Linked DNA regions of Homo sapiens: region 2 is linked to region 1. Evidence: chromatin loops called from intact Hi-C (ENCODE). Cell type or tissue: ascending aorta. All regions are shown on one strand. Links, peaks and the distances in the headings refer to the core of each region. The heading gives the core; the rest is flanking DNA.

Evidence for each region. Peaks named below come from ENCODE experiments on the same cell type or tissue, not always from the same donor. Only the 100,000 strongest peaks of a DNase experiment are listed, where the experiment ranks them.
Region 2: a loop joins it to region 1, with 2.8 times the contacts of the local background. A loop is called at or near these places in 2 of 110 quality-filtered maps.

The regions. Positions count from the first base shown.
Region 1 is chr1:58,760,533-58,777,267 of GRCh38, forward strand. LOC105378751 (a long non-coding RNA gene) reads left to right here and starts at 481. Exons shown (of 4, transcript XR_007066137.1): 1 at 481-5,655; 2 at 5,755-5,965; 3 at 7,301-7,403; 4 at 8,566-10,176. RefSeq lists enhancers at 12,782-12,981, 13,613-13,672. In ascending aorta, for the core only: a CTCF peak has its summit at 8,912 (motif pointing left); DNase peaks (open chromatin) are centred at 8,657 and 8,889; H3K27ac peaks cover 674 bases.
Region 2 is chr1:58,579,881-58,592,812 of GRCh38, forward strand. No RefSeq gene overlaps it. Among named protein-coding and RNA genes, the nearest start is that of TACSTD2, 9.1 kb to the left of the region's middle. RefSeq lists enhancers at 4,211-5,410, 12,697-12,932 and a silencer at 6,477-6,771. In ascending aorta, for the core only: no CTCF peak of the experiment used is centred there; DNase peaks (open chromatin) are centred at 4,341 and 4,871; H3K27ac peaks cover 2,713 bases.

The DNA.
Region 1 (16,735 bases), core at 4,173-12,172:
AGAAACAAGTGACTCAAGGAAAGTGTTGACAGTTATTAAATTGAGTTTCCATATAATAAGGGCATATAATAGGTGACAAATGACAGGTCCTGAGAGCTGCATTTTGAATATTTGGAGGATTTGGGGCACATATCTGGTATTGGAACTTCTCTGAATTGGATTAGAACGCCGCGTGGCTCACGCCTGTAATCCCAGCACTTTGGGAGGCTGAGGTGGGTGGATCACGAGGTCAGGAGATCGAGACCATCCTGGCTAACACAGTGAAACCCCGTCTTTACTAAAAATACACACTCAAAAAAAATTAGCCGGGCGTGGTTGCAGGTGCCTGTAGTCCCAGCTACTAGGGAGGCTGAGGCAGGAGAATGGCGTGAACCTCGGCGGCGGAGCTTGCAGTGAGCAGAGATCGCGCCACTGCACTCCAGCCTGGGCGACAGAGCGAGACTCCGTCTCCAAAAAAAAGAAAGGGGAAAAAAAAAAAAAAGAAAGCTGTCAAGACCATCCAGACCTGAAAATACCTGATAGGGGGATGGGAAACAAAAACATGACTTCTCACAGTAGATCCTTAATTGGTGATCGAAAATTGGTTTAAAAGTGTCCTAACTAATCTTTTTTGAAGGGAAAGTCAGAAATACATTCAAACTCACAGTGTGTACCTCTGAGAGACAGTGGCTCATTCAAGTATCACTTATCCATTTGGGTCTTCATTCATTCACTCATTCCCCAAATCCTAACTGAGTACGTACTATAAAACAGACACTTGCCAGGTATTGGGGGATGGAGGGTCTGAGTAGGGGTAAAGATTAATTAGGTAATAAAATCCAGATTTCTTTTAAAAACAATCAGAAAATCTCACAAGGCTGGACCCACATTCTCACACAATAATGATTGCTGGCGCTGAGTCACTGGGGACCTACTAGGTGAAGCAGGAATCCCTGAGTGCCTACAGCTCCCATCCCCAAAGCTACATCATTACAGCATTCCTTCATGTTACCTACCTGTCATTACCTATGGACGTCTGAATTCATGAATCTGAGCTCACGAATTCTCATTGAGAGAACCTTTCCAATGAAATACCCATCGGATGCCCTTTGCTGAGAGCCCGGAGTAGAACCAGTGCTAAATTTCTAAGAGAGAGACAAATACCTAAATAACTCTATTGCAAAATAAAAGGTATTATCAGAAAGGGAAGGATGAAATGCTTTGAACATTTAGGGGACAGGGAAATTGTTTCTGGAGACTGGTACACATCAGAAATGGCTTCCTGGCAGATGTAGCACCGAATCTGGGACTTGAATGATTACATTTTTTCCATCAATTCAACAAATATTTGCTAGAAGCCAGCTAGCCAGAATGCTTTATAGAAGATGCACTCAGAATTGGCTAGTTATGAGGGAGCTGTTTGTCAACTGCTAATTTTCTGTGGTTTGCTCTTCTTCCCTTTCCTTTTACATTCACAAATTGGGAAAGTTAAACTTGTAGATCACTTTGGGGATTGTCAAAGGGTGGCTTCTGGTAGATACTGGTTTCTCCAAGCCAGGCAAACCTGCATTCACTCAGCATATATTTTCAAGTCTGGACTATGTACCGTCCACTATGACAGGAGTCAGAAATACAGTGATGAGTGCTGGCCCTGTCCCATGTAATTTACAGCCTTTTTGGAGAGAGAGGCAGTTTCAGTGACCTCACAAATACATGCAGGAGTGTAACTGTGATGAGTACTGCAAAGGGAAGAGGGCCCTTGTTGCTAAAGGACTTATAAGAGGAGTTGGCCATGTCAGAAGGATCAGGGAAGGCCTTACTGAGGCATGAGGCTTCCTGGTGTGAATAGCAGTTAACAGGTGGAGGGAGACCAGGTTCCAGGTGGAGGAAATAACATGTGTGTGGGCTCCTTTCCAGAAGAGCTGGAGAGAAGAGAGATGAAAGGAAGGTGATGCAGGATGAAGCTGGAGGAGTAAGAAGGGGTTTGATGATATAGCAGGCCCAGTCAAAGAATCTTGTCTTTATCCTAAGAGTCAAGAGAAGTTGCTGAGAATTTTTAAGCAGGAAAGGGTGATGATCATATTTATATTTTGGAAAGATCCTCCAACCTGCTCTCTGTGTTAAAACAGTTGAGTTCATATATCTTCTGGCTGCAATAATGGGAATGAACACAAGGCAGGACAGAGTACATGGGGGGAGGCCGGTTAGCAAGCTAGTGTTGAGTTCAGAAGGAAGATGATGTTCTTTTGACTAGGATGCTGGTGATGGAGGGCAATGAAAAAATCTGAGAGATAAATAGGAGCTAAATCAACAATATAATGGGCTGAACATGGAGGAGAAAAAAAGAAAAGAGTCAAACATATCTTCTAGGTTCCTCTCTGCCATGCATAATTGGATGGATGGAATACCATTCACTAAAATGAATCACCACTTGGCTTTGTTCTAAGACTGCTGTGTACAGTTGTGTGAGTTGTGTACTACACCAGGGCATCTGGCTAATTAACAAAGGCAGAAGCTGAAAGTCAGCCCATTCTCTGCTTGCCAAGACACATATCCCCATGTAGGGTCATGTCTACCCAGGTGGGAGGGGCAGCTTCTTATAATTTGCAAAAAATAGCTATCCATTTGGCTAGATAAAAAGTTATACCTTTTAACCAGCATTGCAGGCATCCAAGAAGGCCCACATAGGGTACTACGAGTGGGAGGGAGCACTAAAGGTGGTAAAGCCAGGGCCAGGATACCTGGATGGTAGAGACAAGGGCTGAAGAAGGTGATGAGAAAATGAGAGAGTGCAAAAAATATCAAGCTCAGTTTATTTATCCTGCAGTGGCTATCTCTGGCATTTCCTGGACTCCTGACCCACAGGGAGGGATCCTGCCTGTGGCTCACCCTTCCTGTTATTTTAATTCTTTTGTTGGATGCCTTTAATGAATGTAGACATGGACACTCATACATCAGAGAGCAGAAGTACTTTAAGAACCATCTAGCCCTACTCTTTCATTACACGGATGAGAACGCTGAGGTCCAGGGAAATGGAAAGCTTTGCTCTGTCTCCTGCTGGGACAAGATCCTTAATCGCCTGATTCCTCACATCATGCTGATCTTTCCTCTAACAAGAAATTGACTGAGCTTTCACAGACAACGAGGCAACACCTGAAAGAGCAAAGATACCAAGTCAGATTCATCTGAGTTTGGATCTCTGCTTGCCATTCTTTGTTGTGTGATTTTTGACAAGTTACTTAATCTCTCCAAGCTTCACTTTCCCCACCTGTAAAATGAAGATTAAAAACACCTTGAAGGTGGGCTGTGAGGATTAACGTAAAGCCTTTGGGATAGGGTCTGATATTCACGAGCCACCATCTAGACCACATTCTCTACTTATGTTGACTTCTCCAGCCCCTGTCTCTTCCCTACCCTTTCTCTATTCTCAAAGGGTTTGCAGGGATTCTGCAGAAAATTTATTCTTTGGAAATTCTTTGTGGAACTCAACACAAATTCAGCATATCAAATAAACGAAATATTAAGAAATGACTCTACCTTTTCCCCTAACCTTTCACTTAGGGTTCTGATCCCTAAGATGCAAATGGCAATTAACCCTGCACCCCACACTAGCCCTCTACCTCTCCCTATGATGACTCTGCACAGATCTCAGGAAGCTTTATGTGAAAATAACACCTTGGAACTAGAAGCAGAAGGAACTAGAGAGGTTTCTGCTGGAAGCATAATATAAAAGCCAGTTTTGAAGAAGGCGGGGGGTGGTGGGGGCTCAGAAAAATGAGCGATTACCAGAAGGAACTTTTTTTCTCCCAACATGATTTTTGATGGCTCATAGTTACTTTCATTTGTTCCGTGACTTTGAGAGGCTGACAAATAGCAGCCTCATTCTGAATGCCTATTGTTACTCCTGAGGTTTTATGTAGAGTAGAAAAGATTGTTTTGAACGTTTCTCATGGACAAGTGGAAGCTGTACTCTTGCTACAAATGATTCATGTGGGAGAAATGATATATAAACAAGATTGCCTGCTTGGAGAGTGGATGAGAGGGTGAGTTATTTCAGAAGGGCTCTTCACTTTCATGCCAGCAAATGATAAAAGCTAGCTCTCAGAATGGCAGGGGTGCTATGGAATGGAGGCTTCAGAAACTTTTTGACTCTTACATTTTATAGTCAATGTCAAAAAAATGTATTATAAATTTCTGACTAAGTCCAGTTACTTTTTCATGGTGATGTAGCAATAGGTTGATTCAACCTTGGGCCTTGTCCTGTCAGTGTGTTGAGGCTGAAAGAGCCTGGGTTCTGGAAGCTGAGCCTCTGGGGTAAGGTAGGTGCCTAAGGGGCAAAATTTCAGGAGGCACCTACTCTCAGGGTCATACAGGCACAGAGTCAGCACTTGCACAATCCTGTAAGTGAGTGCCTCCTTAAATTTTGCCCTCTGGGTCACCCTCTTTTCTCACCCAAATCCGGGCCCTGGAATTGAATTAGAATCAAGACTCCATCACTTATTGGTGGTGCAACTTTAGGGAATCAGTTAGGATTAGTCTTGGCTATAACAGAAAAAAGCCAAGTGAGAGTGGCTTATTTCTCTATTACATAAAAATCTAGAGCAATACAGGACAGGGCTGGCATAATGTCCCCATTGCATAAAGTCATCAGATCCTAGTTCCTTCCAGTGCACTTTTCTGCCATTCCAAGGGTTTTGCCTTCATGATTCAAAATGACACATCCACATTCTAGGCAGCAGGATGGAGGAAGGTGACTAAACCATGTGACTATATTACTGATTTTTAAAATATAACAAAATTATAATTATAAACATGTAGAATAGATTGTAAAAGCCCAAACAATACAAAAATAAAATATATTTTTGGATTGTTAAATCACCTATAATTGTTATTTCTATCAGCCCCACTCCAAATTCCCAGCCTAAGCATCTAGTTTATTGCAACTATTAAGGACTGAGCCAGTCTTGATTCCCACAATTGAAAATGTTTTCAGAAGGAATTATTCTTATGGAAGCTCATAAAATGTTCTTAAACCCATAGGTTTGAAAATAAGAAAATTATCTAGAGTGGAGTGGTAGACAGCTGAGTTATCTGCCTGCCCAGCACTCACTTCCCATTCTGGCAGGCATACTTCAATTTTGGTTTGGGGAACAAACTACCAGGTTCCTTTGCTTACAGACTTGGTAGAAATTGTCATTTGGGCTACAGATGGGAAGACGTAGAAATGTAACTCAAACTAGGACCATAATATCCCTCTCTCTTCGAATAATTTGTCTCTTGGATATGGTTAAAAAGCATAGACATATGACTGGGGATCATTTTCTCTAACAGAGACATGGAACTCAAACAAATTCCCTGAGCTGCTTTGGATCCTGTTCTTTCTGAGGCCTGATACTTCAGCGTCTTCAAATCTAATTTGCAATGCCCCATATCCTTCCAGTACACCTCTTCTATTTAAGTTACCTAGAGTCCATTTATGTTGCTTGCAATCAAGAACCCTAACTGACAAAAGAAGCTATTCACTTTTCTACCCAAATATTTGAAATTATACAGGTTGGTCTCTCCTACCTTGTTAATTATACCTGTTTTCTTCTCCAGCTTTTCCCAGGTGAGGCCATTAATGCCTCCACCCATAGGCTTAACCCTGCCCTGTTTCTGAGCCAACTCTAAAGTGAGGTATGAAGAGTCTCGATTTTTTACTGGGTGGGACTTAGAATTAAGTCATCTCCCTAATATCTGGGTTGTAGTGACTATGAGGTTTGATTTCATACTCAGGAATAGGACTAAAGAGGTGGTGGGTGAGTTGCATGCAGGATACCAAAGGATAAATCCTGGGGGCTTCCAGAAGTTCCAGAGGAATTACCTAGAAGGCATCATTCCAAGGAGGAAAGAGGCCAAAGCATCACATAGACTTCATAAAACAAGGGACCTTGCCTATCTTATTCCCCACTGTATCCCCAGTACAAAAAATTATGTCTGGCTCATGGTAAGTACTCAGGAAGTAAGTAGTCAGGCTGAATAAAAGAGGGAAAAAGCAATGGCAGTAAGAAGGGCTGAGATTTGTGGGGATAGAAATCAAGTGAAGAGGTGAGGTGACATTGCAGAGATGGAGTGAGGTCAGTGAGTAGAAAGGGGAAAGATGCAAAGTTAAGAGTGCAAGAGATGCTGACTTTTACAGGTGCCAACCGAGGCAGTCACTGGGACAATTTCTGGTCTTTCACAATATTTTCTTGAATTATCTTCTCTGCCAATGACATCTCTCAAACAAAGTTAACCTCAGGAAAACCTATAGCTGCCATATTCTGCCTCTTTGCCTGCCCTCCTTCCTTCTCCCTGCTGGCTTGGCCCAGCCCAGCAGAATGACATTTTGTGTTGGTCCTTCCTCTTGAGTGTTGACCATTTCCCTGTCTTAATCCCTAACCCAAGGCCTGGTGCTCTTATAACCTGCTGTGCTCTTCCATGTTCTCCCTACTAAGATGAGAGACTCATCAATTTCCCTGACAGGTCCCTGAGATGCCGTCACCAAAGTCTGGTTTCTTAAATGATGACCTGGTTAATACAAACAAGAATGAAAAAAGACCCCCACAACTAACATATATCGGGCACTTACAAAGATCAGGTCCTGAGCAGTGCTTTTAACTTTTGTACAGTACTCATCACAAACCCATGAATTAAATATTATTTTGGTATGAACTGCTAGTTGCCTACCCAGTATTCATTCTCCCATTCACAGATGTTAAAGACTACATTTCCCAGCTTTCCTTGCAACTAGGAGTAGCCAAAGAATATAAATAGAAGTTGCTGGGTAAGCTTCAGACAAAGCTCTTTAATGCTGATAGGGTGCCTTTTATTGCTGTGAAATATTGGCTGCAGTGTAGACATGATAGCTGGAGGGCACCTTGTAACCATGAAGTAACTTTAGGATGGAAGCCATATGCGAAGAATGGTGGAACAGAAACAGAGAAGGAGCCTATGACCCTGATGGCTGTGGAGCTGCTACAGTGCCTTCCTCCAGACTTTTTATAACAGGCAAAATAAATCTCTAACTCCTTAAAGCCATTAAAAGAGTTATTTAGCTGCTCTGTTTTATGCAATGAAATCCAATTCTGATCGAGTTAATTATTGCCCTGTGGGGCAGGCATATTTAGTGTTCCCCAAATATCTACCACTCTTCCACATTTCCCAGTCTTAATTGCAGTTGAGTTGGGCCATGTGTCTTATTCTGACCAATGAGCTCCAAGCAGAAATTACATACATTGCTTGTGTGCTGAGGCACCTAGGAGCCAGTATAACTTCTCCAGCTCTCTCTTTCTTGACACAGTAACATTGGAAGCCATATGATGAGATAGTAGTGTCACGAGATAGAAGAAAATGGGATCTCTAAGTCACTGGATGTAGGAGGATTCCCACTGACTTGACTTTGGGTGGGTAAAAAATTAATTTTTGTTCTGTGAAGTCACTGAGATTTCAGTTTGTTACCACAGCACAGATTAACCTATCCTGACTAATACACCCCATTTTATAGATGAAGAGATTAAGCCTCTCAGCAAACAAGTAACTTTACCCAATCAAAGGGCTACTAAGTGACCAAGTCTATATGACTCATGATAGCCAACCCATGGCCTCCACCTTTCCTATGTATTGGCCCCAGCTTGACATCCCTGATCTTGTTGGCTTCCCGACATTTGCTTCCGTCCAGGTCCTTCCCTCCTTTCCATCTCCATCGCTCTTTTTGGCATGCATGGATGAGAATGCCATATGTCCAAGTCTTCAGCTATGACACCAAAATCATAGAATTGCTTCTAAGGTTGTAATTCCGTCTTGGAATTTATTTTGAGCCTTGGCTGGTTGAGTTGGCCATTCCTGAAGATGGCTGCTCAGCATCTGGCTCCCATTTGGTCTTTGGCTAAAAATTCAAAATTCATTTTCATCACTGAGTTTGTAGTATTTTCTTTCTTTGCTGAGCACAGTGAAGGAAAAGATGTGGCCATAATACTGTATCTGAATCACTCAGCTTGGTGGGTTGGAACAACTTGTTCCTAAGAAAAACTTTGTATTTAACAGATGTTATCACATTCCAGGGACCGTGATAGATGCTGGGGATGCAAAGAGAACTTTACAAAGTAGCCCTTACATTAAAGGAGTAGCCAACCTAATGGCCTGCATGAAGTTTAAAAATGCAAAATACTGTGATAAGCCCATGGAGAATCAGCACATATAGGCACAGGGATAACACAAATGAGAAGGTTGTTTTTCCCACCCAGCATGATCCTGATTCCCACATGAATGGGTTTTAATGATATGATTGGAAGAGTTGCTGACTATTGAGTGCTGTGCTAAGCGTTTTCCAAAAATCAACACTTCCCTCCTTTACAACGATGACACCTATTCCATGCATAAGTAAACTGTTGCCCAGTGAAGGAAAGAGACTTACCCAAAGTCATGTATCTAAGATTTCAACTCAGTTCTGTCTAACGCTTGATCTTCAAATCTTCTCCAGCATAGTAAGCTGGTGCCCCTGTTAATGTAGATGAGTTTGGATGGGTTTATTCCAATATCGCACGTGTCTCTTGTCTCATTATCCAGTGAGTTCCCTGAGCCAAGCACTCCGCAGCTCCATCGCAGCGTGGGCCTCTTGGAAATTCGGTGCTAGTTCTCAAGGCCTCCTACCTGCTGAACCTTAGTCTTCATTGCTGAAATAAGAGCTGTCCTGCAAACAGAGTTTGGCGCTCGCTTTCTGGCCTCCGGCTGGTGGAGCAAGGACGTTTCCAGCACATAAGATTCCCCACTCTGTTAAAAAAAAATGTGTTTATACTTGGTCCCCTCTGAAGGCGGACGACACCCATACTTTTGTCCCAGCCCAATTTGCTGGCTGGGATTTTTCTCATCCTTTAAATCCCGGGAAGCAAGGAACCTGCCCTCTGGCGCCATCTACCGGCACTGTTTTTCGAGTCCAAGGAGCCCCCTGCGGAGTTGGGATGTGTTTAGTAATTGATTGGATGAATCCTGCCACTTCGTTAGTAGATTCTTATTTTCTTCACGGACTCTTTACTAATTAGTAAAGAGATTATATAGCAAATATATTATCTTACTTTAAAGAGACCAGAGTCTCCTATCTCTCGCTTCCCCCACCCCATCAGTTGTGGCATTCCTTCATCTTTAATTTCTTCCTTCGAAAAATATTTATTTTGTTATTGTATAGAGATCAGGGCATGGGCCACACAGCTGCACACCTGAGCAAACAGAGGGGCTGACTGATTTGCTGTTGTAATGAAAAACATTAGTTTTGGGTTCATTACTGTGATTCCACAATGGGCACCAAATCCCACTTAAGACCCACCGAAGAAGTCTTCAAAGGGACACGGTTTCAGGTCTGTGCCTGGTGAGCGTGCTGCCTCTTCGAATCTTTGCACAGAAATAACCTACGGTTGAAGACTCAGACCTGTCAGATCAAAACCAACCCTGGCCTCCAGACCTTGAAACAAGTCAAAACAGTGAACCTTACTCATCCGTTTTCAAAATATGGCCTGTTTTCTTTACAAAATGCAGCAAAGCCTCTCAGATGGGCGCTGGCTGCAATATTTGATATATTAGGGAGAATCCTGACTCCTTCCAGGTTTCTGCCCATCTGTTTTAAATCCAAATGGCTTGGCAGAGGATGGTTTTTAGTTATGTATTTTTTTCATTTCAAATGGAATTTAAAACAGCAGGGGCAGAAAGCCCAGATATGGATGAGAGAGAAAATAAAAAGGCCCCTGTAATTCCCCATTCGCCTTCTACATGAAGGAAAAAATATCGGCATTTGTTGTAAACCTACTATGTGTCAAGGTATCACTAGGGAGTGTGATGTTGCTGAGCCATTGGAATTTTATAAAATTTTAAATGTTTTTCATTTTCTTCTTCAGAGGTGGTTTGATTTCATGATCAAGAGCTTGAACTTAAAGTCAAATCCTTCTCCTGCCTCCTGCAGTCATGGGGCCTTAGCTATTCTCTGTAATGACTCTAGGTCTCAGTTTCCTTGCCTGAGAACAGGCCTGTGATAATTACCTTGATGGGCTATTGTCAGTTTTAAATAAGGTAGTGCAGAGGCAACTACCACAGGAATGGTTCTGCCTTAAGAATGAACTACGTGTGCATGTGTCTTTATAGCAGCATGATTTATAGTCCTTTGGGTATATACCCAGTAATGGGATGGCTGGGTCAAATGGTATTTCTGGTTCTAGATCCCTGAGGAATCGCCACACTGACTTCCACAATGGTTCAACTAGTTTACAGTCCCACCAACAGTGTAAAAGTGTTCCTATTTCTCCACATCCTCTCCAGCACCTGTTGTTTCCTGACTTTTTAATGATTGCCATTCTAACTGGTGTGAGATGATATCTCATTGTGGTTTTGATTTGCATTTCTCTGATGGCCAGTGATGGTGAGCATTTTTTCATGTGTTTTTTGGCTGCATAAATGTCTTCTTTTGAGAAGTGTCTGTTCATGTCCTTCGCCCACCTTTTGATGGGGTTGTTTGTTTTTTTCTTGTAAATTTGTTTGAGTTCATTGTAGATTCTGGATATTAGCCCTTTGTCAGATGAGTAGGTTGCGAAAATTTTCTCCCATTTTGTGGGTTGCCTGTTCACTCTGATGGTAGTTTCTTTTGCTGTGCAGTTTATTGAGGCACTATTCACAATAGCAAAGACTTGGAACCAACCCAAATGTCCAACAATGATAGACTGGATTAAGAAAATGTGGCACATATACACCATGGAATACTATGCAGCCATAAAAAATGATGAGTTCATGTCCTTTGTAGGGACATGGATGAAATTGGAAATCATCATTCTCAGTAAACTATCACAAGAACAAAAAACCAAACACCACATATTCTCACTCATAGGTGGGAACTGAACAATGAGAACACATGGACACAGGAAGGGGAACATCACACTCTGGGGACTGTGCTGTGGTGGGGGGAGGGAGGAGGGATAGCATTGGGAGATATACCTAATGCTAGGTGACGAGTTAGTGGGTGCAGCGCACCAGCATGGCACATGTATACATATGCAACGAACCTGCACATTGTGCACATGTACCCTAAAACTTAAAGTATAATAATTAAAAAAAAAAACCAAAACTACTTTGGTTATCCAAAAAAAAAAAAAAAGAATGAACTAGTGTGATTTTCAGAAAAAACCTGGGTTTTCTTTGCTCACCATCATCTGGCTGCTCAGTTTGTTGACGACTTGAGGGTACTATATTCCGATATGGCAAGTTAAACCACATACTATCTGGAACCACCTGCCCCTGTGGCCTCCCCTCCTACCTTGTCCCCTCCCCCTGAAGGAACCACGTTTTCTTTTCTTTTCTTTTCTTTTTTTTTTTTTTTAGACGGAGTCTCGCCCTGCTGCCAGGCTGGAGTGCAGTGGCAAGATCTCAGCTCACTGCAACCTCCGACTCCCTGGTTCAAGCAATTCTCCTGCCTCAGCCTCCTGAGTAGCTGGGACTACAGGTGTGCACCACCACACCCAGCTAATTTTTGTATGTTTAGTACAGACGAGGTTTCACCATGTTGGCCAGGCTGGTCTCGATCTCTTGACCTCATGATCCACCCACTTCGGCCTCCCAAAGTGCTGGGATTACAGGTGCAAGCCACTGCGCCTGGCCCGATATTCACTTTCCTAAGATAAGACTTTAAGAAGACATTGACCAGAATTGCCCATTGAGAGACCAAAAAGTAAATAATGAGTAATGCATTGTGACCCAATTTTAGAAAGGCAGTAGATACCTCTAGCCTGGTCTGCAAGGTTTGATAATAATAACAGCAACAATAATCACTAAATGGATGAGCTCTGGTAGTTGACATTTTCTTTTGATCCCCCCAGTATCTACTCCCTCCTAGATCCTGATTTTCCTTTGAAGATACCCTCTTTCCTCCCTGTCTGGCCATGTGCTTTGAATGACTCCACAACCTTGGTTTCAGAGGTGGGCACTTGACCTACACTTAAGCTGGTCAATATATCCCACTTCACCCCTTGGCCATACTGATTGGTTCAGGGATGTGTATGTGACCCAATTAGATCAATGAAGCATAATTCTGGGAGGCTGTGAGAAATTGCTGTAGCCCTCTGACCCCTATGGATGGAGAGTTGGGACTTTCTGGACACTACCACATGGAGACTGAAGATGAAGCTAACACTTTCCAGAGCAAGCTGAGTGACAGACAGAAATCAAAGCCTGATGATACCATTTGAACCCTGTATATAGCCATGTCTGGAGCTACATCTATGATGGTTTTTGACTGATATATTTCAATAAAAATCCTTTCCATTTAAACTAAGTTTCCTGCCTCTTGCAACCATGGAATTCTAACTGATACATTTATGATTTGCTGGCACTAGGTTAAGTAAGCTCTTTTACATATATTGACCTATTTAATCGTTACAGCAACACAATGGGAGTAGATATTATATTATCTCCATTTCACAGTGAATGCAACTGAGGCTTAGACAAGTGAAATATTTTCCCACTGACAGCTCGAGGTTGATATTAGAATTCAGATCTTAGCCACTATGCTGTTTCCTCGGCATGCGAATATGGCTGGAGAGTGGCAGCATGGTTCTTTCTCAGGATTCCATATCCTCTCAGGCACTTCATCCAGTTCTCTCCCTCCCCTCCCCAACACTGGTAACCCATTCCTTCATTTTGCTGTCCTTTCCCTCATCTCTTCTCCCAATCTCACACCTTGACTTCAATACTCCCAGGAGATAAACATTAGGCCCTCCACCTAGCAAGTTCAGAGAGCTCAGGTTTAGAGCAAGCTCAGAGAGCCTAAGGCAGGAGACTGGCTGAGATGACCCCTGCACAGCCCCCAGGCCACCTTGTTGTGGAAGCTATGGCCTTAGCCTGGGTGCTGGTGATTGCTTCTTCCTTTTCTGGCACAGAGCCACTCTCAGAGGCTTCTTTGACAGCACCTAGGGCAAGCCAGGCTGATAGGCACCCTGCTCGAATAAGGCATTTCACTGCCTGGGCATTTGTGTGCAGCTGGCTCTGTTTGAAATCCTGCCTCTTTCTGACTTCACTTCCTGAATGTGCTGACAGGCCTCTGAGCCAAGCCAAACAGGTTCACAATGCAGTGCCTGCAGAGTATTCCCCCGTGAGTGCAGCTGGGGAAACAAAACTTTTCTCCAGCCCACAGAGAGGACCTGCCAGCCCTTATATGACCAAGAAGTAGGCCCTGTGAGACCTCGTTGAATCTTAATGGGAAATGTTTTTATTTCAGCTGTGTGTGTGTGTGTGTGTATGTGTGTGTATGTATTCCTGATTGTATTCCTGATTTTTTTTTCTTAAATTAACAAGTCGACAGTAAAAACTAGCTAATTATTCTGTGCCTGCTGTATATAAGTGCTTTAGATGTATGTTCCTCCCAACAACCTTCTGTGGCAGCCATGATTGGCCTCATTTTTGCAAAGAAAGAAATTGAGGATTAGCAATCAATGGTAAGGGACTGGCTCCATGCTCCCCAGCTACAAGTGGCAGAGGCTAGATTTAACGCAGGGGCACTTCACTCCAAAATCTGCATGCCTCTGAGTCATAATACCTCAATTCTCTCCCCTAACTCATAATACCTCAATTCCTGATGTGTTTGTTCAGAAGTGCAGTGAGGAACAGTGGGAAGGGCAGAGGCTCTAGTGTCTTTCTAGCTCTGAAGTTTGGCAAGATAGTTTTTTTCTCTAAATCTCAGTTCCTCATATACAAAATGAAATAACAGTGCCTGTGTGGCAGAGAAGTTGCAGAGTTCAATGAGATAGAAATTTACATGGCAGTACTATTCAAGAGCAAGGTCCTGTGTGGACAAAGCCAGTTCTTTGGAGTCAGGAAGAGTTGGATTCAGCTTGAGCTTCTACAAGTCACTTATTTCCTAAAGTTGAACAAGACCTGATGCTCCATTTCCCCTTAACACCAACCCTGGAAGTCCTAACACAATGCCTGCTACATAGGAGACATGTAGCAAATGGTATCTATTATAAATATTATATACGTGTCGGTTTTTATTATGCTTGTAGCAAGCATTATTGGTTCCTACCAGAGGATATCGTTCCTACTGTTGGTTCCTACTAGAGTTAGAATATACTAGGTAATGCTATAAGAACAAGCAACCCTCAAATTCAGTGCCTTAAAGCAACAAATTCTTGGGGGATTTTGCTCATGCTAAATGGTCACTGTGGGTATGCTGGTGGTCAGGAGTTGTGGGAGAGGAGAGTGGACTCTGTCCACATCACTATCGTTTAAGGACACAGGCTGATGGACATTGCATTCCTGTGTGTCCACAGTTGCCAAGGCAAAGAAAAGGGAAGATGTTGAATCTTGTAGTTGCTCTCAAGGCGTCCTATCTTGGTGTGATATGTCACCATTGTTTGCATTTCATTGGCTGATGCAAGTCAGAAGTCCTCTCGCTTAAGTTCAAGGAGGTAGGAGATGGCAAAGTACAAGCAATCATGGTGGGTTCATTTCCTAGTCATGAATGATTTTGAGTCTAGGAATATGACCTGCTCCTGTCCAATGGGACAAAAGGGCAAGTCTACTGGGGTGGAGGTGGGGAGCCGCTAGGAAAGTTTCTCTTGTTAATAAAAACAGAAAGATGATAGTAAACATTCCTGCATTGCTGGTGACTATTGTGTTGACTTATGATGCCGGAAATGCTGCAGGTATCTTGAGTGCTCACAAGAAACTTCCTTGACACACTGAGAATGGTGAAATGAAAAGATAGGAGGCACCTGAACCCGTGATTATGTCATTAAGCCACTACATTAGCCACTCGTGGACTTGTTTCATAGCTGGTCTTCTGGTTTACGTTGCATGTTCTGTTGCTGGCCCCTGCACACATCTTAACTGGTAGAATGGTCAATAATAGAACAATTCAGATGCCTGCCCATTTTTCTCCAGGATAACATAATATCAGGAAAAGTTTCCCCCTTCAAGCATGAACCTAAGATCAATCAATACACCCTGGAAGAGATTAGTCATCAGCCCAAGGTGATGAATGTACAATCCTCAGGATATTTGGGAAATATTCAAATTCTGTCCAGGGGACCAGTGAGTACCTACAACCTAAGAAGGCAATAACTGTATTGGTCATCTGGTAACACAATTGTTTGAAGCAATAATGAGGCAATCATCAAACAATGTTTTTTAGTGATGTACATGAAAGAAGTTTGTATAGCAAGAAACTCTCAGGGCTTCTCAGCACAGAAGTGTTCGTTCTCTCCAGAGAGGGGGAGTTTGCAGAGAGGCAAGGAGAGTTCATTAGACATTGCTGCGGCATGGACAAAATATCCCAGGAGACTATCTGATTACCTTTGCTCAGATGCTGTGCACATCAAAGAACCTTCTGATAACTAATTCAGTCCTCAGGGTCCTTGATGTAGACGTAGGGGTGTGCACTGAGTAAGAGACCCAAGGTCACCAGGATTTCTGTTTCTTGGAACAATATAGGTGAAAAATATGGTTCTTGATGCCTGGGGACCAAATTGTGCCCCACCAGTTACTGGAGCCATGGCCTCAACAAAAGCACTTAAAACTCACTGGGAGCCTCAGCTTCTGCTCCCATGAAACATGACTACTATCAATGGGCATCCCGAGAACAGTGGTGAAAATAACATGAGACAGAAGAGGCAAAAGAGCTTTGGAAACTACAAGAGTATGGATGGGTGAGTACAAATGTCATTGCTCATCACTCTTTCTTTTGCTTAGTATGCTCCAGGGATTCAGGCCTTCTCATAACTACTAGGGTGCACCAGAGTCTTTCCCAGGCTCTCCTTCATGCTGATTCTTCACCTGGGATGTCTCACTCCTATTCATCTGCTCTTCACATGGGGAACTCTTAGTCTAAGATTTCTCAGCTCAAGTAGTTCTCCAGAAATACTTTGTTGCCAACCCAATTTAGATCTTCTCTTTATTAGTGCCCAGTTCTTTTTCTTCATTGCACTTTAATCATATATTTATTTGTGTGTTTCTTTTCCTTCCTCCCTCCCTCCCTCCCTCTCTTTCTCTCTCTCTTTCTTTCTTTCTTCACGGAATCTCTCTCTGTCGCCCAGGCTGGAGTGCAGTGGCGCCATCTCAGCTCACTGCAACTTCCGCCTCCTGGGTTCAAGTGATTCTCCTGCCTCAGCCTCCTGGGTAGCTGGGATTACAGGCACCCACCACCATGCCCAGCGAATTTTTGTATTTTCAGCAGAGAGACAGGGTTTCACCATGTTGGCCAGGCTGGTCTCGAACTACTGACCTGAAGTAATATGCCTGCCTTAGCCTCCCAAAGTGCTGGGATTACAGGTGTGAGCCACCATGCCTGGCCTTGTGTGTTTATTTACTGTTCCTTTTAGCTAGATGAGAAACTCCATGAGGGAAGGCATCCTGTTGCTTTCACTCTTCTGTGTTCCTGGTTTCTGGCACAAAATAGGATTTCAATATTACTTGTGGTAGAAAATGAGTGCTATGGGAATGTAAAATGTTATTATCAGTTCCCTCAACATAATTTGTTTATACATCAAAGAGTTTATAAAGTTTGGGTCAACTAGCCTCATTGAGCTTAATCAATTCTAGGTGACCAGATAAAGTCAGGTTTGGTCTTGCAGCAGTGAAGACCAGTTCTGTGCTATAACCCTGGAAGGCCTGGCCTACACGGGTGCAGGTCTGTTTCATTCACATCTGTTTATTTGAGCTTCCTGACTCTGAACAGGTGGGCTCTAGACCATTTTGTGAGAAGATTTTC
Region 2 (12,932 bases), core at 158-8,157, 180 kb before region 1:
TTCTGGGCTTTTGTCCTCCCATCTGTCAAATGGGCAAAATACAGCCTGTTTCGTAGATTATGCTGAGACTCAAATACAAAGAGATGAGATGGTAGATGCCAAAGCTTTGTAAACTCTAAGACTCTGTAAAAATATTAGATTTCACTTTTATTTCTAAAATATATATACCCTCTTCTTGCTTTTCCAGGTATTAACTAGGTAGCCACAATGTTCTATAACTAGCAGAGTTCTCTATTTTCCATTCCATCAGGTCCCAGGCTGGCAAGAGGAAAGCTGATGAGAGAGGGTTCTCAGGGCTGAGGAATTTGTGTGATGGTGTCATTGACTACCAAGCTAGAACAGCCCCACATGGGTGGTACTGGGGCTAGTGCTCTGAGGCATCCAAGCCTTTGCTTCTTCCAATTATGTTAGGTACTGAGAGGACAGGAATAGAAGGGGCCCAGCCTCAATATCTTCTGGGGAAGTTAGAGTAAGGCAAAGATGACCTCCTAATCCCCTCCCCCCACAGACTCCACTTGCTTAAATTCTCTGGTTCTGCCAGGCTTTCCCCAACACACACAAAGACCACAATGAGTTTATTATGTAAACACAGTCTCAGCTGTGATTCTCCCTTTTCCCTTCGTCCTTTTTCTGCCAAGTTCTGCAAAATAGCATGTATTAGCTTTATCTCTTTTTATTTATTTATTTATTTATTTTTGAGACAGAGTTTTGCTCTTGTCACCCAGGCTGGAGTGCAGTAGCATGACCTCGGCTCACTGAAACCTCCGCCTCCTGGGTTCAAGTGATTCTCCTGCCTCAGCCTCCCAAGTAGCTGGGATTACAGGTGCTCAACACCATGCTCAGCTAATTTTTGTATTTTTAGTATAGACGGGGTTTCACCATGTTGGCCAGGGTGGTCTCAAACTCCTGACCTCAGGTGATCCTCCCGCCTTGGCCTCCCAAACTGCTGGGATTACAGGCGTAATCCCACCACACCCAGCCTGTATTTTTTAATTTTAATTTAAAAAATATTTAACACAAGCATTTCAGGCTTGTCATGTGTTTATGAGGGGCGGGAAGCACATATAAGCACTGTATGTAGCCCCAGCACCAGAATATTAGGCACTAAGTAATGTTTATTGGATTAACACTGAGTTGTGCCCAGAATGTTTCAATATCAATATATTCTCCTAGGAGTGTTCATGTGGACCATTTCAGTACTTCTTTCCTTGTCTAAGCCTCACCACCTGCCCCAACCATGAATCTCTGTCCCTACCCTAACCCACCCTCCAAACACCCAATTTCAAGGAAGACTGGGTAACGATGCCCTTATTGTCATTTTTGTCCAATCCTTAACTTTTGTCAGCCTTGTGCCTGCAAGGATGAAGGATATGATCTGAGGACACCAAGAGCAGCCAAAGATTCTATAAGCAAGTGTATAATGTAGTTGAAAGAAAATGGACCTTGGATCCAGTGAGACTTAGGCTCAAGTTTTGGCTTCACACCACTCACTGCTGTGTGTTTCTCAGCAAGTTGTTTCAGCACTCTGCGCCTCAGCTTCCTTAACTGTAAAATGGGGGTAACAGGGCCTACACTGCATCAATGCCTGTGAAAACAATGATTTCCCACCTTGTAATTAATAATACATTTTTCCCCATTGAACTTCACACTTCAGCTGTTCTTGTGCTCTTTGATAAATTCTTGGTGATAATCTGATTCTCCTTGGTATAAGACCAATACCAGCATGTGAATTTTATATTAAAGGGTATGATATATAAAAACAAAACATAAAAATAAAACTGTTTGATTAATTAAAAATAAACAGCACTTACCATCGAGAATTATTTTAATGATTCCAGATAAAGACTATAAAATACTCAACATAATGTTTGGTATGTGCTAAGTAAAATATTTTAGCTATTATTATCAGCCATCTCAGGAATGTGAAGATGCTTTAAGATCATTAAAGGGTTCTTCACAAGGCCAGTGATTATGGGGACTGCTGAAGATCAAGTCCAGGGAGCTGAGTGCTAGGCAGGAGAGCAGCCCGAGAGCCCCAACCATCCCCTGACCTCCAGGATGCAGCAATATGGAGAGTATCTAGATGCAGATAGTGCTTTAGTATATTTGCCCCCATTATCTGCTGGGATCCCTGCAGCACCTCTGGGGGTTAGGCAGGGAAGATATTATTATCCCTATTTTATAGATGTGGAAACAGAGGCCTTGGGGGAAGGGAACAATTTGCCCATGGTCACATGCTTATAAAAGGTGAGGCCAGGCCTAGAAACCAGGTCTCCTGACTGCAAATGTATATAGAAATTAACAAAGATGGAATTAACAAGGGGTTGAAAGAGCTTAGAGACTCATCTCATGTTTCTCAGGTTTTCTGTTACTTTTCATCCCTTCCCTTAATTGTACAAATATTTTTAGGAATTTCTTGTTTCAAGAAGAATGATTAAATAATTTATTTTCTTTTTTTTCTATTTATTTATTTATTTTTTTTATTTTTTTATTTTTTTATTATTATACTTTAAGTTTTAGGGTACATGTGCACATTGTGCAGGTTAGTTACATACATATACATGTGCCATGCTGGTGTGCTGCACCCACTAACTCGTCATCTAGCATCAGGTATATCTCCCAATGCTATCCCTCCCCCCTCCCCCCACCCCACAACAGTCCCCAGAGTATGATGTTCCCCTTCCTGTGTCCATGTGTTCTCATTGTTCAATTCCCACCTATGAGTGAGAATATGCGGTGTTTGGTTTTTTGTTCTTGCGATAGTTTACTGAGAATGATGGTTTCCAATTTCATCCATGTCCCTACAAAGGACATGAACTCATCATTTTTTATGGCTGCATAGTATTCCATGGTGTATATGTGCCACATTTTCTTAATCCAGTCTATCATTGTTGGACATTTGGGTTGGTTCAAAGTCTTTGCTATTGTGAATAATGCCGCAATAAACATACGTGTGCATGTGTCTTTATAGCAGCATGATTTATAGTCCTTTGGGTGTATACCCAGTAATGGGATGGCTGGGTCAAATGGTATTTCTAGTTCTAGATCCCTGAGGAATCGCCACACTGACTTCCACAATGGTTGAACTAGTTTACAGTCCCACCAACAGTGTAAAAGTGTTCCTATTTCTCCACATCCTCTCCAGCACCTGTTGTTTCCTGACTTTTTAATGATTGCCATTCTAACTGGTGTGAGATGGTGTCTCATTGTGGTTTTGATTTGCATTTCTCTGATGGCCAGTGATGGTGAGCATTTTTTCATGTGTTTTTTGGCTGCATAAATGTCTTCTTTTGAGAAGTGTCTGTTCATGTCCTTCGCCCACTTTTTGATGGGGTTGTTTGTTTTTTTCTTGTAAATTTGTTTGAGTTCATTGTAGATTCTGGATATTAGCCCTTTGTCAGATGAGTAGGTTGCAAAAATTTTCTCCCATTTTGTAGGTTGCCTGTTCACTCTGATGGTAGTTTCTTTTGCTGTGCAGAAGCTCTTTAGTTTAATTAGATCCCATTTGTCAAAATAATTTATTTTCTAGGACACAGCTGTGAGCCCACAGCTGAAGACCCTAATGCCCAGCACTATGCAGGGAGGGGTCCGCACTCTTCTTTCTAGCCTGACCACCATCAGCTTCAGCCTCTTTTAAGGAGCTCCTTTTGAGACAGTGGGCAGTGCTGGAGGGCCAGAGTTTCCTTTTCTCCTCAGCAGAAGCTTGCAGTCCTAGAAGAAGCAGGTAACTCTTCAGCCAGAATACAGATAATGCAGAGAGAGAAGTTGGTTGTGGTGATTGTTAGTTCAGGCTGGAGGAAGGAAGCCCCAAGAAACAGAACATAAAAAAGGAAGTTGGACAGTGTCCAGAGTGTAGAGGTGTGGAGAACAGAATAGACAAGGGCTACACAACTGTATCTTCGGTGTTTCATTTCTTTAAAAATGTGTTTTAAGTATTTCAAAATACTAGAAATCAAGAGCTAGGGAATGGGTACACTCTCCATATTTTGTTTGCTTAAAATGTTTGTAATAAAAAAATTCACATCAATTCCTCAAAGTAAGTTTTGGAGGAAGTATTTGGGAGTAATATTTTCTGTTTTTGCTTCCTCTTTTTCTCCATTTCTGTTATTTTTATTAATATAAGCTGTCATTTATTGATCATCATATTATAAATTCCTTGTAATTCCCCCAGCAAGCCTACAAAATAATTACTCTTGTCCCCATTCACCTGATCAGGAAGCTGAGGCTTAGGGTCACATAGTTAGAAATGAGTCCAGGAAGGATCTGAGCCAAGTCTCGTGACTGGGACATTTTTCCATTGCACAGTTTAGTCTCTCGCTGATGGGTCTTGAATAAACGAGAGAGGTCAAAGATGTTCTGCTGGTAAACTGGGTGTGGTCTGGGTCCTGGCTGCCCAGGGAATGTTTGATCTTTTCACTTTTCTGGGAAGACAACACGTTTCTGTTTGTGCTTGCTCATTTGGGTGGGCCCAACTCAGTTTCTTTCAGGAGAAGTTGCCTGTGATGTGTACAGTTCTGCTTGGTTTTTGTGGTTCATCTGGATTTGAAAAGTGACTGCAGTTTCACCTTACAAGTGTGTGTCATGGTTTCATTTCAGAATCCTGCCCATCATCTTCTTTTCATGGTGTCCTTGTTCTGAATTGCAAACCATAAATGGCCTCCTTCTCATTCTGGTCTCTTCATCTAGGGGCAGTCAGCTTCTCCTGTAAGGGCTTTACACTCTGGGGAAAGCCAGTAAAACACTCAGTGACTTTTAATTTCACTGGGCCCAACAGCTTCCAGACAGATTTGGCAACAAATAAAGAGAGATTGGGAAACCTTCTCCCTACATTCCTGAGGCAGCCACAATGCTCGAACCCCACACTGATGAGTCACGGTGCTTCCTTTCCCAGAGCTGGCCCGGCGATGTGTGATGCCCTGTTAAGGGGATGTGGAGGTGTTTGCTGTTTTTAACCACTTTCAGCTGTCCTTGAGATAAGGGCAGGTGGTGAGAGGTCTTAAGTGGGCTGCTGCTACTGACAAATTCGTCTGCCTTTCTGGACAGTCCTGATCCAAGTGAGGCTCCTTAGAGTTATCAAAAGGGGTCTTAGAGGACATGTATTCCAGTCTCCCACCCAAAGAGAGGTATCTCAGAATGCTAAACAGGTGCTTGTAGGCTACCTGTGATAATGCAACATCCTTACCTCCCCACAAGACAACCCATTCCAGTCCCAAGCAGCTTTACTAAGAAGTTCATCATAATTAAGGAAATTCAGTGCCTCTGTAATTTTCACAAACTGATCTAAATTTCTACTCTTGGAGCAAGAAAGAGTAAGTAATGTTCCCCTTTCACTCCTTGGTTCCTCAGGAATTTGAAGCCAGTTCTCCTGTCCCCAGACTTTCCCCTTTCCTGCTCTCTCCCTGCCTCTTCCATTGCCTTTCTCTAGTGGAACGTCCCTATCCCGTCATCCTTCCTCCTGTGCCAACCTCACACCCTAGGTGGTGGCAAGCACCATCTCCACCAGTGGCCCAGCCCAGCAAATGACATTATGAGAGATACCAGCAGAGGATTCTAGGGAAGCTTTGAGGAGGTTTTACTCCTGTTGTCTTGCCTTTCTACTCCCCTGTCTAGGAAGGCAGGAGTAACCCTAACAGCCCCTTACCTATCTATCAATTTCCTCTTTTCTAGGAACAGATGGTTTCTGGGCAATACTTACAATAAATATCTACACTGTATTGAGAGCCTATTACCAGCCAGCAACTCAACATGTGTTTCCTCTATCCCTATAACATCTGAAGGGAGTGGGTTTTGTTATTCTCACTTTACAAATAAGGAAACAGGCAGAAGGGCGCTTGTCTAAGAATACACAAATAGTAAATGGAACAGCTGTAATTCACATTCTTTTCTAAACATATTTTAGAGACAGGATCTCTCTCTGTTGCCCAGGCTAGAGTGCGGTGATGCAATCATAGCTCACTACAGCCTCAACTCCTGAGCTCAAGTAATCCTCCCACCTCAGCTTCAAGTAGCTAGGGCTTCAGGTACGTGCCACTGCACCCAGCTCACACCCCTTTTTGCCTGGTTCTGAGATTATGCTTTTTCTGTGACATCATGCTGCTACAGACCATATAAATTTCCTGAACCCAACATGTTTAAAACTCCAGCATGGTAGTATAGAAGTTCACTGGTATACAAGTTCAAGTTATACCCTAACCTCTCTTACTCATGCTGAATCAGAACATCAAAAATGGCCTCTCAAGAGAATCCAAGTAAGGATAAGGCTTTGATTTTATCCGACAACTTACTACCTTTAGATGGTATGGATAGTAAGTTTTGCTATCTTCTCCTTTTGGGAAGACAGACAAGTATTATGGACACTGCAGATGAATACAGTACAGCCTAGTGCAGGTGAATTTTGTTTTGTTTTGTTCAAAACAAGAAAGCAGAACAGAACCTTTCAGTCTCCCTGGTAGAAGATGCTCTCCTTAGCTCTTGTGCTGCCCCTCCCACAGACATTAATACCCAAGCTACATCCCTGGCATGGCTTACCCTCCTGCTCCTCCCTGCGCCTGTTCCTGTCCATCTCAAGACATCTCCAGTCACATCGGTCCAGGGCTGAGTGTGCTGAGGGGCTCAACTGCACTCCTACTCTCAGCCGTCATGAGTCACAAGACTCACACCAGGGATGGAAGTAGAGGCGAGGAGGAGTGGGAGAGAGGAAAAGTTCAGAAGTCTAGGAAGAATGAGGCAGGCAGGAAAGAGGAGACTTCATTGTTCTCTAATTCTGGGATGTGTGGGCCCAAGACAAAGGGCAAGAAAGTCCTTGTTGTTCCTCTGACCTTAGTGGGATGTAAGAAAATGGATTAATTTCTTTGGATTCATGTGAGAAGTCCTGGCTCTGTCAGCTGATCTTCAACTAGCATCTTTCAAAGCATGACTGATGGGAAAATGAGGACTGCCCTCAAAAGCTTCTCCAAGATCATGGGAGGCTGCCAATTGGAAGGTACCAGAAACCAACACAACTAAATTGCTCAGCACCCTGAACCTCTTTCCCCACCCACACTACTGATTTTTCATATACTTTCCAGCCTTCTATTCATCCGTCTCTTCAGCCAGGCAGGCAGGCAGGCAGGCATCCTCACTGAGTGCCTCCCAGGTGCCAGGTCTGTATTGGGCTGAGGAGGTACAATGGCAAGTTACACCTAACCCCTGGCTCCATGGAGGTTACAGTGCACACAGCAACTACCTCCTAGTGGGGGTTTAGTACATATTTGTTAAATAAATAACATGGAAACATATGAATAACTACAATATGGATTTATAAACCATATCTCCTGTCCTCTCCACTTATACAGATTATTTATATAGAGTTGCAGGATACATCAGTAGAAAAACCTCACTGGCTCTTAAGGTTGTCTGTTTTTCTCATTTTTTAAAGGTAATGAGTATGTAGCAATTTGGAGGTGGGAGCAAATACAATCCAATAGATAACATTTGCATTTTAAAAGGCATCTGAAATAAATAACATTTAGGCAGAAAAGACAACCTAAACAGATAGCACATGAGGAAAAAAATCCAAATAAATAACATTGAAGAATGTTAAGGCTGGAGATAGCCTTCCAAGAAAGCTAGTCCAGTAGTTCTGTTTTGAGTCACAGAATCCATTTCTGAAGACAGTGATGGATTCTCTCTTCAAATAATGCAACTGTGCACAAAGACAGTATATTTTGCACAGATTCCAGAGTCACAGACTCCCTGAAATTCATTTCAAGGACCTTCCTGACCTCAGTTTTAAATTTCTGGTGGGACTCATCACCTTCATCTCACTTAACAGGGACAGTGAAATGACTTGCTCAAGATCATCAGCCAGTTAGTGAAAACATTAGGCAGTTTGGTCTTAAGAAGGAACTCAGAAACCAGTTGCCTGAGTTCAAATTTTGCCTTTGCCATTTACTAGCGATTTGACCTCAATACATCATTTAACCTCCCCCTGCCTCTATTTGCTCATCTGTAAAATGGGGATAATAATAGTTAACCTACTTTGCAGGGTTATTGTGAGGATTAGGAATTAATCCATGTTAAAAAAAAAAAAAAGTTGGAGCAGGGGTTGGTTAGCAAACTAGTTAGTTAAAGGCTAGATAAACAATTTAGGCTTTGTGTGCTAAGGATCAAAATTAAAGATGAGACTGGGTGCGGTGGCTCATGCCTGTAATCCCAGCAGTTTGGGAAGCTGAGGCGGGCAGTGGCTTGAACCCAGGAGTTCGAGACCAGCCAGGCAACATGGCAAAACCCTATCTCTACAAAAACTTTAAAATTTAGTCAGGTGTGGTTGTGTGTGCCTGCGGTCCCAGCTACTTGGGAAGCTGAGGTGGGAGGATCACTTAGGCCTGAGAGGTCGAGGCTACAGTGAGCCTTGTTGGCGCCACTGTGCTCCAGCCTGGGTGACAGAGCAAGACCCTGTCAAAAAAAAAAAAAAACAAATCAAGATAATTATGAAGTACTTATATAATTATTTAACAATGTAAACAACATCTCGGCCAGGCTCGATGGCTCACACTTGTAATCCTAGCACTTTGGGAGGCCAAGGAGGGTGGATCACTTGAGCTCAGGAGTTTGAGACCAGTATGGACAACATGACAAAACCCCATCTTTAAAAAAATCCAAAAATTAGCCCAGCGTCGTGCCATGTGCCTGTAGTCACAGCTACTTGGGAGGTTGAGATGGGAGGTTGGCTTGAGCCCAAGAGGCGGAGGTTGCAGTGAAGTGAGTTGTGATTTTGTCCAGCCGGGTGACACAGCCAGACCCTGTCTCAAAATTTAAAAGTGTCTCAGCCCATGGACCACACAAAAACAGAATTTGGCCAGTGTAGTTTGCTGACCCTTAGCTTAAAGCAGCACCTGGCACACAATAAATGCTCAATAAATGGTAGTTTCTATTATCCAAATCAGGGCTCTTTCGATTGCTCTGAACTGCTTATGCTCCATGTAACATAAATAACAGGAAACAAGGTGCGGGCTGACCAACTTAGCCAACCTGTTTGTTTAGACACAAGCCAAAGTTACCAAGATGTAACGCGTCTCCGTGCTCCTCCCTGTATCAGAGCCTTCCTATTCGTGTCCTGCTCCAGTAGGTAAAGCAGCCAATGCTCTAACTGTTCTCAGGGAAGCCTCAAGTCAGGTGCCATATGAAGACAGGCGGGAGGAGCTGGAATGGTTTCTGGGCAGAGGTAGAGACCGGAGAAGAAGAGAGGGGCCCATCCCACAGCTCTGAGGTGTCCCAGACTCTGGAGCACTATGCTATCTTCCAGCTGTGGCATCCTGGCCACATCCTGCCTCTTGTACCTGTAGAAGGCCAGTTCTGTCCATCAGCCACCTCCTGCTACTTTAGAGCAGCCCTGCCTGGGGCAGATCCAGACATAAATTCAACCACAGCTCTGAGTTAGAAGGGACCCCATCATCTACTTCCAATCACCCCATTTTACCAATAGGAAAATTAAGGCCTGGGTTGGAGAAGTGACTTGCCTGAGGCCGCATAGCAGGCACAGTTATGCTGGGATTAAAAACCCAGGCTCCTGCCTCCCAGGCCAGTGCTTTTTTCTTGCCTGAGTTCCTGCAGGTTTCTCTTTGGCGCATAATGGAAATACCAGTGGAGTTGTCTGGTGCAGTTTTTTATGCTTATCAGAGAGCAGCTGGATTTGATGTAGATGCAGCCGTCTTCAGAGGGTATTCTCTTGTTTATCAACATTCCTTGAGCTCCTTCTATGTGCCAGGCTGTGTGCTGAGCACAAAAGATGAAAAGAGAGCCAATGTCTTCTTTCAAAGACTCAGTTTACAACTGGATGTGATTATTGTTTCTCATTGGTTGGTTTGCGTATTTGTTTGTTCATTCAACAAACATTATTGAGCACATACTTTGTGTCAGGCATGGCACTAGATGCTGGGACTAAGCATTAGTAAAGCCTCTGCCTTTGCAAAAATTATGATCTAGTGAGAGAGATACACAATAAATGAAATAAACACAGAATAGTATGCACATAGGTGTTTGAAAACAAGTTCTCCAGGAGAAAAAAGAAAGTACCCTAATTTGTAGCCTTTGGTGATTTTCAAGTAGCTAGTCAATGGTGAAGTCAGGATTTGAACTCAAGCAACTGGTTTCTGAGTTCCTTCTTAAAACCAAATTGCCTAATGTTTTCATTAACTGGCTGTGTGACCTTGAACCAGCCATTTCACTATCCCTGTTAAGTGAGATGAAGGTGATGAGTTCCATCAGAGATTCTAAATTGAGGGCAGGAGGGGCCTTAGTGTACTCTCCCTGTGACCAATTTCAAGCTATCAACATGGTGTCACTGAGTGCCAATTTGGGAGTGATTCACACAGCTGGCTCTTGCAGCCCCATATTGCATGGGCCCTAGACAGATGACAAGTGCTCTGAAGGAAAAGAAGCAGGTTACAGGGTGGGAGAGTGAGGGAGGCTGTGCTATCTTAGATTGGCTGGTCAGGCAGGTCTTTCTGAGAGGCAAGATTTGAACAGAGACCTGAATGAAGTAAGGAAGCCAGATATTTAGTGAATATTTAGGAAATGAGCATCCCAGGCAGAGGGAACAACACGTGCAAAGGCCCTGAGTCAGGACTGTGCTTGGCCCTTTGAGGAACGGCGAGACCAGTCTGCAGTGAACACAGGATTTAGGGGAGCACACAGAGGGGGAATTTGAATTCAACAGGTATGTGCAGCAGTAGTGAGGGCAAGAGTTGTTAGCTGGACAAAGGGATGATATTTGCAGGGTATCTTAAAACATGAGGACAGGTTTAACCAGAAGGGTTGGAGTGTGGGCAGAAATGGAAAGAGAAGAGAGCTCTGGAAAGAAAGAATGGTGTGAGCAAAGGTGCCAAAGGTTGGAACAGAGTAATATGGCGGGGGATTGGGAGCATATGGCCAGTCAAACCTGCACGGGTAAGTGAGAGCCACATCGTGAAGCTAGTGATAGTTTTTCACCTGGGATAGACATATAGGCAGGCATTTGTGGAGGATAAATTTGACAGGGAGACACAAAAGGCAAAGAGGCTACTCTGGAGGCTACTGGTACAGGATAGAAAGGATGGATGAGTGCTTGATTTAGGGAAGAGAGAAAAGGATGGACGTGGAACAATAACCTCATGTCTCTGTAATGATTTACACTAAGGGCTTTCATGCATGCCATTGCTACTCACCTTCACAACAGCCCTGCGAGGTACATGGGATATGTGGTGTGGTGGGTTCAAGATGGTGAAAAATCTTTGACACTCCTCCCTTCACTTCGCCTTGAATCTGGGCTGGGCCCATATCTCATTTATAGCTAATAGAATGTAGCAGAAGTGACACAAAGGGACTTCCAAGACTAGGTCACAGGTAACCATTTTGTTTCTGCCTTGGCGTCTTGGCATGCATGCTCTATGGGAAGCCAGCTGCCTTGTGAGAAGTCTGACTACTCTAAGAAGAAGTCCCAGCTAGAGATGACACATGGCAAGAGAGGTGTCCAACCAGCGTCCAGACTTGCAGCCTTCCCAGCCCAGGTAAGTAAAAAAGCCACCTTGGACATCAAGCCCAGTCAAGCCTTTGGATAAGTCCAGCCCCAGGGGCCTCTGACTGCAGCTGCGCTAGACCCCAAGCAAGAACCACCCAGCTGAGTCCAGTCAACACGAACCCTGAGAGGTAATAATTGTTGTAAGCCATTAAGGTTTAGGGTGGTTTGTGATGCCACAATAGATAATCAGAAGATACCTGATATTATCCCCATTTTAGATGGGGAACTGAGGCTCAGGGAGATCACGAGGGCTTGTCCAAAGTCATATGGCTAATAAATGCTAGAGCCAGAGCCAAAATCCAGATGTGCTGACATTTATAACTGTTGTTTGGACTCCTTTCTGCTCTGTCATTACCATCCTCTCCCATGCCCTGGGCCCAGAAAGGTTGGGGAGGGAGGGAGCCAGCCATCTGAGTCTTTTTGCCAGCCCAAAGGAGAGGTCTACTCATGCCATTTATAGCAGCCCAGTTCTCAGGGGGGTTAGAGAAGTGTGTCCCCTCCAGCATCCTGATGCCCAAAGGGTACTCCCTTCTGGCATGTCCTCATGTTCTTCCTCTCTCTATTCAAGTCCTTCTGTCAACCAGCTGTCCCCTTGGGAATGAAGAAACGCACATTTACTGAGCATCATCTGCCTAAGCATTTTTACATGATGTTAGCTCATATAATCCATATGGCATGAATACCAAGTAGATACTGCCACAATTGGTGGGAAACTGAGGCTCAGAGGGGAAGATCTTTGCCCAGACTCACACAGCAAGTGAGTTTCAGAGCCTGGATTCCAACCCAGATTTCTCTATTCTACCATCTGCATTCCTTCCACTGGAAGATGGGGCTAATGTTATGCAGACATGCCACCAGAGCATCTGATGTGACACAGGTTCTCAGTGTATGCCACATTCCCTTCCTTTTCCCTCCCTCTATTTCTGCTCCATCCCAGAGAAATTCAGAACCTGCCAAAAGGCAAGAGAAGTCCTTGAGTAGAAAAATAAGACTCAACAATTATTGAACTCTCTGTGATATAGGCTCAAGGATTATCTTATTCTCACAAATACACTGTGAATTTAGGTGCTGTTATTAGCTCCACTTTCCATCTGATGAAGTCAAGGCTTAGACAGATAAGAAACTTGCCCAAGATCCTACAGCTAGTAAGGGATGGATTCAAGATCGAAACCCTGGTGTTTTTGTCTCTGAAGTTCATGCTCTTAAACAGCAAAGCCTACCTCAGCCCCTGAACTGGGAGCTCCCATGCCAGCTGCATGCCTGGCAGCCTGCCTGATAGAGCAGGACTGGGCAGGCTGATTAATGAGGGGAACGACCTGGGGAAGGAATGAGGTCACATTCCAGGAGGCTGAGGCAAGGCTGTTCACGAATCACTTCAAAATACTCACTCTCT